Regions from separate parts of the Mus musculus genome. Here region 2 is linked to region 1. A link is a contact called in ENCODE Hi-C or POLR2A ChIA-PET data. All regions are on one chromosome and are shown on one strand. The core of a region is the stretch at or near the end of the contact, and the rest is flanking DNA. Distances in the headings are between cores, read along the strand shown. Region 1 holds the start of Fam227a (family with sequence similarity 227, member A). Region 2 holds the start of Sun2 (Sad1 and UNC84 domain containing 2).

The links. A loop is a pair of places that touch in the nucleus more often than their neighbours do. ChIA-PET counts read pairs that join two places held with the same protein, here RNA polymerase II (POLR2A).
Region 2: a map of heart shows a loop between it and region 1 (3-fold over the local background). The contact joins the promoter of Sun2 here to the promoter of Fam227a in region 1. A Hi-C loop is called at or near these places in 1 of 37 maps with a recorded cell type or tissue (heart). POLR2A ChIA-PET finds 5 or more read pairs at or near these places in 2 of 5 experiments (Patski and embryonic stem cell).

What each region holds. Positions count from the first base shown.
Region 1 is chr15:79,657,670-79,661,266 of GRCm38, forward strand. It overlaps Fam227a (family with sequence similarity 227, member A), which reads right to left and starts at 1,287. Exons shown (of 18, transcript NM_029407.1): 1 at 1,012-1,287. It overlaps Cby1 (chibby family member 1, beta catenin antagonist), which reads left to right and starts at 1,558. Exons shown (of 5, transcript NM_028634.3): 1 at 1,558-1,624.
Region 2 is chr15:79,740,852-79,744,358 of GRCm38, forward strand. Sun2 (Sad1 and UNC84 domain containing 2) reads right to left here and starts at 1,685. Exons shown (of 18, transcript NM_001205345.1): 1 at 1,488-1,685. Gm16576 (predicted gene 16576) reads left to right here and starts at 1,847. Exons shown (of 4, transcript NR_045069.1): 1 at 1,847-2,060; 2 at 2,232-2,379.

The DNA.
Region 1 (3,597 bases), core at 37-2,536:
CCAGTCTCAAATATCAAACAAACAAAGCGGGGCTGGTGAGATGGCTCAGTGGGTAAGAGCACCCGACTGCTCTTCCGAAGGTCCGAAGTTCAAATCCCAGCAACCACATGGTGGCTCACAACCATCCGTAACGAGATCTGACTCCCTCTTCTGGAGTGTCTGAGGACAGCTACAGTGTACTTACATATAATAAATAAATAAATAAATCTTAAAAAAAAAAAAACAAACAAAGCAAAAGGGTAGGGGTTGAAGGCAGGCTGGGTGTGTGTCTGTAATTCCAGCACTGAGAGGCTGAGGCAGGAGGATGAGATAAGGAGTACCCAGGGAGACTTTATCTCAAAATACGAAAGGTGCTTCGGGGATAGCACCGGTAGAGGGCGCACAAGGTTTAATATCAAAAAGCTTCTAGAGCCTGGCGGTGGTGGCGGACGCCTTTAATCCCAGCACTTGGGAGGCAGGCGGATTTCTGAGTTTGAGGCCAGCCTGGTCAACAGACTGAGTTCCAGGACAGCCAGGGCTACACAGAGAAACCCTGTCTCGAAAAAAACAAACAAGCAAACAAACAAACATACAAACAAACAAACAAACAAAAAAACTTCTAGAATGATCGCAACTTTCAAATGTGTTCTGCTTTATGTTTCTGTAGCGGTTGCTACACTAGATATGGTTGATTTTGATGTGGAATTCTCTCTTCGAACGCTGTGTGGCAAAGGTGGAGGAAGACTGCTTGGAGCTGGGTCCTGTCCTTTATGGTGGGATGACCTCGTACACCCACTAGGCAGCCAAGAAACGCCTCCTGGATGGCCATTTCTTCATTTACCAAACCGAGCTACAATGTCCTTAGGACTTGAGGAATCCTGGAGCTGACTCTCCAGTTCTCTACCCCTTGTACACTGGGCAACCTTCCCTGGACCTCAGTTTCCCTTGCTTGTGGGAGTGTGGAGGAGGCAAGACTGGCAGGAGCCAGTTTGCTACTGGCAGGGAGTCGTCATATCTGTCCGTCTGTCTTACCTGAAAGCTTCGGCAGAAGCGTCAGGGCGGGTTCCGCCACCAGCCCCTCCAGTGACCGGACCAAGCTCCGGATGTCCGCCAGCATCCGCGGCCCAAGGGGCGCGGTTTGCTTTGTGGCCGGGGCGGGGGAGCTGCAGGTCGGTCCATTTTGCTACTGTGAGTCCAGCCTGGGTCACCACTTAACATTTTTAACACAACAAAGCAGCTTTCGGCCTGCTTTGTTGCCAAGGAAAACGATTACTATGACGACGGCGGCGCTGACCCGGGGACCAGACCAACGTATTTAGGGGGTCATGCCTCTCCCAGCCTATGCCACAAGGCATGTGTGTATCTCCAGAAGTCGTGCCCAAGGCATGTGTGTATCTCCAGAAGTCGTGCCCAAGGCTTTCTTCTATTCGTGAACCTTAGAGAGTCCGCAGGGGCTCCGCTGCTTCGCGGAGGCTCGTCTCGGAGCTGGCTCCCTCTGCATTCTCAGTGGTAGAAGCCAGAGAGGCTGCGCATGCGCACGATGGTTGCCCGGCGCCGGCCAATCGCGGTCGCGGCGGTTGACGCGGCCTGGGCAGATCCTTGCAGAAAGCTGCAGGCTAGCTCGGGATTCCGGCTTCGCAGACAGGTACCTCTGGGAGCGGCGGGCGGATATCCGTGCCAGTAGTGGTGGGTGGGATGCCCGGGTACCCCTGGAGAAGCGGGCAGGCTGGACCGTGGCATGCTCCGCGGGCACCTCTTGCGACGGAGACTCGGAGATGGTGTTTTGACCCCATCCTTTGAAGGTCTTCTCCTAACCCGTACAGAACTCTTTGGGTTTTGTGACCCGTGAGACTGGCTGGCTCTTAACTTTTTCGAGACACCTTTCCCTTTGAGAATCCAGTGAAAACCAAAGATGCTTCCTTCCTTTATTTTTTGTCAGAATGAAGAGAATGTATTTTATAGCCTGATGCAAACTAAAGCTTCGCACAGTAAGTGCATTTCCCTGTAAAGGGGGACAATTTGATCTACTTCTCAGGGTCATGGTGAGCATCAAATGTCCCAACAGTTTGTAAACATGAAAGCACTCTTAACCTACGAGCTGCAGGCTGTTATCATTCGTGATTATAAATAAGGGACGTCACTGGCCGGAGAAATGGATCAGAGTCTCAGAGAACTGGTTGCTGTTGCAGAGAACTGGGATTCGATTCCCAGCTCACAAACGCCAGTAACTCTAGTTGTAGAATCTGCAGACACAAGGCACGACCATGGTATCCCAGGCAAAACACTCAGACACATTAAAAACAACAGCAAACAAAGCCTTTGAGGCCCTTGGGGGATGATAAAACGTTGGACTCCCCAGAGGGTGAGCAACAGGGTTGGTTGGGAACCAAGTGCAAACCTTTAATTTTCTTGGCCCATAGTCTTCTATGAGAGAGCTTCCCTAAAGAACCCTAGGATACCTTGAACGGTGTGTGTATGTGTGTGTGTTTAAAAAAAAAAATCTGTGAAGGGGACTAGAGAAAAGGCTCAGTGAATGTGGGTACTTGCTGCTCAAGTGTGAGACCATGGATTCAAGTCCCCAACATCTCAGTTAAAAGCCTACCACAAGCCGGCGCGTGGTGGCACACGCCTTTAATCCCAGCACTCGGGAGGCAGAGGCAGGCGGATTTCTGAGTTCGAGGCCAGCCTGGTCTACAAAGTGAAGTTCCAGGACAGCCAGGGCTACACAGAGAAACCCTATCTCGAAAAACCAAAAAAAAAAAAAAAAAAAAAGCCTGCTACAAGCTCGGACCCCTGCAATGCTAACACTGTTGGTGGCGGAGACAGGATTGCTTGTGCTCGCTGGCCGCCAGTCTAGCTCCAGGTTCAGTGAGAGACCCCATCTAAAGGGAATGCAACAGGACACCTGACGTCCCCCCTCCAGACTCCGAATCTGCACACAAATATTAATAAAGTGGATACACACACACACACCTACCTGCACATATGCATGCATTCAGCACATAAACACATAATTGGAAAAAAAAATGTACCATGAAGCCTTGTGGTTTTATGACTTCTCTCTACTTGTTTTATTTAAAAAGCTGACCTCTTCCCCGAGCCTAAGTGATGTTACTGATTTTATGAGCATTGCAGGACGTTGTGCTGTGACTAAAGCTAGTGTGCCGGTGAGTGTCGTGATACTTATCGAGACTGTGATAAGTACCGCTCTGCATCCGGGAGTGAAATCCGGGTGTCGCTTCATGGCTTTAGGATGCCATCCAGGCTGAAGTTCCCGTACTTGGTGATGTTCTTACTGGCCAACGGGAATGGTAGAAATTTCCTCCCTGGCTCCACACTGTGATGCTGGCGAGGCCAACTCGTGACAGAGTTGCCTGAGGTTAGCATCACTGTGAAGCCACACAAACTTTGGTTCCAATGCCCGTTCCCACCAAAGACCTTGGCTTTCCAAATGGGGTGACTAGGAGAGGCATGTCGAGGGGCAGTTGTGAGTGAAATGGGTTTATGCAAAGGCCTTAGCCTATACTGCCTGGCACATAAGAAGCACCCAGCACATGGAAGCTCCTTCCAGAACTATTAGGACCTCAAGCCTTCTTTTGCTGTTCTGTATAAATGGAT
Region 2 (3,507 bases), core at 435-2,934, 84 kb after region 1:
ATTTGTTAACAGAAGTAAGGCAGGAGGTGGAGCTGTTGTGTGGTCTTGCAGTCAGTCTAGCCTATAGAACAGTTACAGTCACCACATGGGGTGGAGTGAAACTGATAAGAAGACCAAGGTGAAAACAACAAGTGAAGATAAACAAATCTTTCAGGCACGGGACCCAGCTTCAAATCTCAGAATATCAACCCAGGAATCTCACCGAGCCTGGGCTAGCAGGATTACAAAACTTTAGATCCCAAACCCATCCAAAATGAGTTCCTGGTACTTGTGACTTAGTATTGTTTCTGCTATTCCTGGTGGATAGTGACCTCGCATGGTGGGAAACACCCAAACCCAGACCACAGAAACCAGAAGGTCAGGTTCATCCAGCTAGAAAGACAAGTAGCCTCCTGTCTGGGCTAACTGGCATCTTCCCAGGTGGGATGCCCATCTGGCATCTCTCACTCTCTTCGACTGGTGTTGGTAAAGGGACCAAGTGGTAGTAGCCAAAGCAGGAAGTTGCCTTGGTCCTGGGTTGTATTCCAGTCCTTATAAGGTAGTTCCCCCCATGACTGCCACCCCCACCTGACAGCTCCAGATGCCCATATGCTCCACCTCTTAACCCCTGCCCCGCTGTAGCACATGAAGCCTTTGCCAGGGGGGAAAAGAGTGTAACATGTTTATACAGTGCCCACGCCGCTGTTGCAAGAATCTAAACGTTCTGAGTAGGTGGAGAGGTGGGGCACCGAACACTGCCCCGTGTGCCACCTCCCAGCACTCCCAGAGCGGTGTGGACCTTATCTTTATCTTTCATATTCATCCTGTTGTCACAAAATAGTTTGCCACAGCGGCCATCCAGATTACACAAGATGACAAAGGTCTACCGTGGGGAGCCGCTGAGATAGACACTCCTCCATCCCGCCATTAGTTACAAAACCCTCAAATAAAACATACTTTCCTACTGCAGAGCCTTGGTCCCGAAGATTCCCCTATCCTGGGGAATATTATACGTGACATTTCCACTCCATTTCCCCTGGGACACAAAAAAGTGCTCCAGGCGCTCACCCTCTGTCCTGGCTCTAAGTCACACCCCGGAGCGCGCTGGCTTTGTTTTGTTTTGGTTGGGTTTGGCTGTTTTGGAACTGAGCTAAAAGGGCCCTCCCCCGTACCCCATAACTGTGACAGGCAGCGGTGGCGCAGGCTGAGAACTTCCAGTGCCAGGACTCGGCCTGTGGCACAGCCCTGGTCCGGTTTGGGGCGGCTGGGTCTTGGCTGCCCTCCTCCCCGGAGGCTGCTGGGGAAGTCCCGCCTGGGGACAGCGCCCTCCCCGTGACCGCGATGCGTCAGGGCGCCGGCCCGCGAGTGTCCCGGGGCGTGCGTCGCGCAGGGGCTGGAGTGGCCCGGCCTGGCCGGACAGGGAGGCGCAGGCCCGCGCTTTGGCCGGACGGCGACCCGGGTCAGGCGGGCGCGGGGCCGTGGGGAGGCGGGCCCAATCCCTTCTTTACCTTGCGTGGTTCTTCCCGCGTCGGAGTCCCCCGGGCGGCGCCGCGCACTGGGCCGGGCCGGGCCCGGGGCTGGGGCTGAAACGCGCGCGGAGCGGAGACGCGGGACGGCGCGGGGTCGGTGAGCGGACAATGCGGCCGGCAGAGGACCGCGCTGCGCGAGTGGGGCAGGGCGGTGCGCGCGTGGCCGAGTGTGTATGTGTGCGCCTGTCAATCAACGCTGACAGCCCACAAGTCATTGGCCGGGCCCAGCCGGCCCGCCCCGCCCTCTGCCGCCGCCCATTGGTTGATTTGAACACAAAGGCTCCGGCTCGGCCCGCCCTCCGCGTGGGCCCTGTAGTCCGCGCGTGGGAGGCGGGGGCGAGTACGACCTCCAGGCTGTGGGACCCGAGCGTTCCCTCGCGCATCCGTGCCCACGCGCGCGCGGCGCCGGAGCTCTAAAGGCTTTAGGTGCGGGAGCACACAGGGTGTCATGAAATTGGCCCCAGGATAGGGTCCTGACGCGGCCCCGCGCGGGTGGTTTGGACGCTTACCAGCGTCAGCCGTGTCTGCCCATTTTAAAGACGAGGGAAACAGGTCCGTGGAAGTTTTTTTTGTTTCTTATAAAGAACCCACCCAGAGGGGAAGTTGAGTCTAGAAGATTAATACTATTTAATTTTAAGGTTGAATTTTAAATTCCAAGGTGGGCAGGATACCCATCTTCCCGCACCACCTATTTTTGTTGTTGTTTTTGTTTTTCCAAGACAGGATTTTACTGTCACGGAGATCCACCTACCCCTCTGCCTCCCAGGTGCTGAGATAAGAGTGCACCACCATGTCCAGTCAGAAACCCCAAGTTTGACAGCAGCTTTTCTGTTTTAAAGAAGGCTCCATCCACAGCTGGTTGCAAGAGAAGGTAGGGCTGGCAACACGGTTCTCCTACTTTCCTCCCCCTGGGATGAGTTCCTGACTCCACGGACCTGTCCCCTCCCACCACCACCCCATCTCTCTCTCTCTCTCTCTCTCTCTCTCAAACACACACACACCCCGCCCCCAGAAGATAAAGGAGTGCGACTGGGGATAAACCACTTCTGTTCAATATCTTCTAAGGATGATGAGATCCGGTGTCCTTCACTTTAAAATGCCAAGGGGGTGGGGGGAACTGGGACAAGAAAGACAGTGGTGGTTCACGCCTTTAATCCCAGCACTGGGGAGGCAGAGGCAGGCAGATTTCTGAGTTTGAGGCCAGCCTGGTCTACAGAGTGAGTTCCAGGACAGCCAGGGCTATACAGAGAAAGCCTGTCTCGAAAAGAAAAAAAAAAAAAAAAAAAAAAGCTGGTATCCAAAGGCAGTAGGAAACTGAGGAAATACACACACCCTCATTTTGGATTGGTTCCACTGCCAAATAAAACCAGATCCCCTTTCTAGACCTCCATTGTCCCATCTGGAAATGAGATGCTGTCTACCCTTACAGTATCTTTGGACAATTATGCTAACTATCTTCTTCTTCTTCTCCTTTTCCTTCTTCTTTTTTTAACTTTATTTTATTTAATTTATTTTTATTAGATAAGATTACAGAGGGGAACAACCTTGACCTCAAGAGTAGGGCCACATTCAGACTTTATGGTCCTCCATTTTTAAATTTATTTATTTATTTTTGCCGCGGGTAGTGCCTTCCCCATCTTATAGCTCTGAGGTGGAGCACACGCACAGACAGCCCACATGAGGGCTCTAGAACAACAATAAAGTTATGTTTCTACCCACATGGGTATAAAGATGATACTTTATTATCATGTTGTAATGCTTTTCTTGATTTATAAGACATCAACATGAACTTGATGTCCTCGCTTGGTTCCCGGCTGCTGCGATAAAGCACGGACCAAAAGCAACTTGGAGGAGGCAAGGACTTCTCTGGCTCACACGTCCCTATTGTAGTCTCTCACTGAGGAAAGTCCGGGCAGGATGTCAAGCAGGAGCAGAGGCAGGGACCGTGAAGAAACACTGCTTACTGCTGTGCTGTTCCCTATGGGTTCCCTCCGTTTGT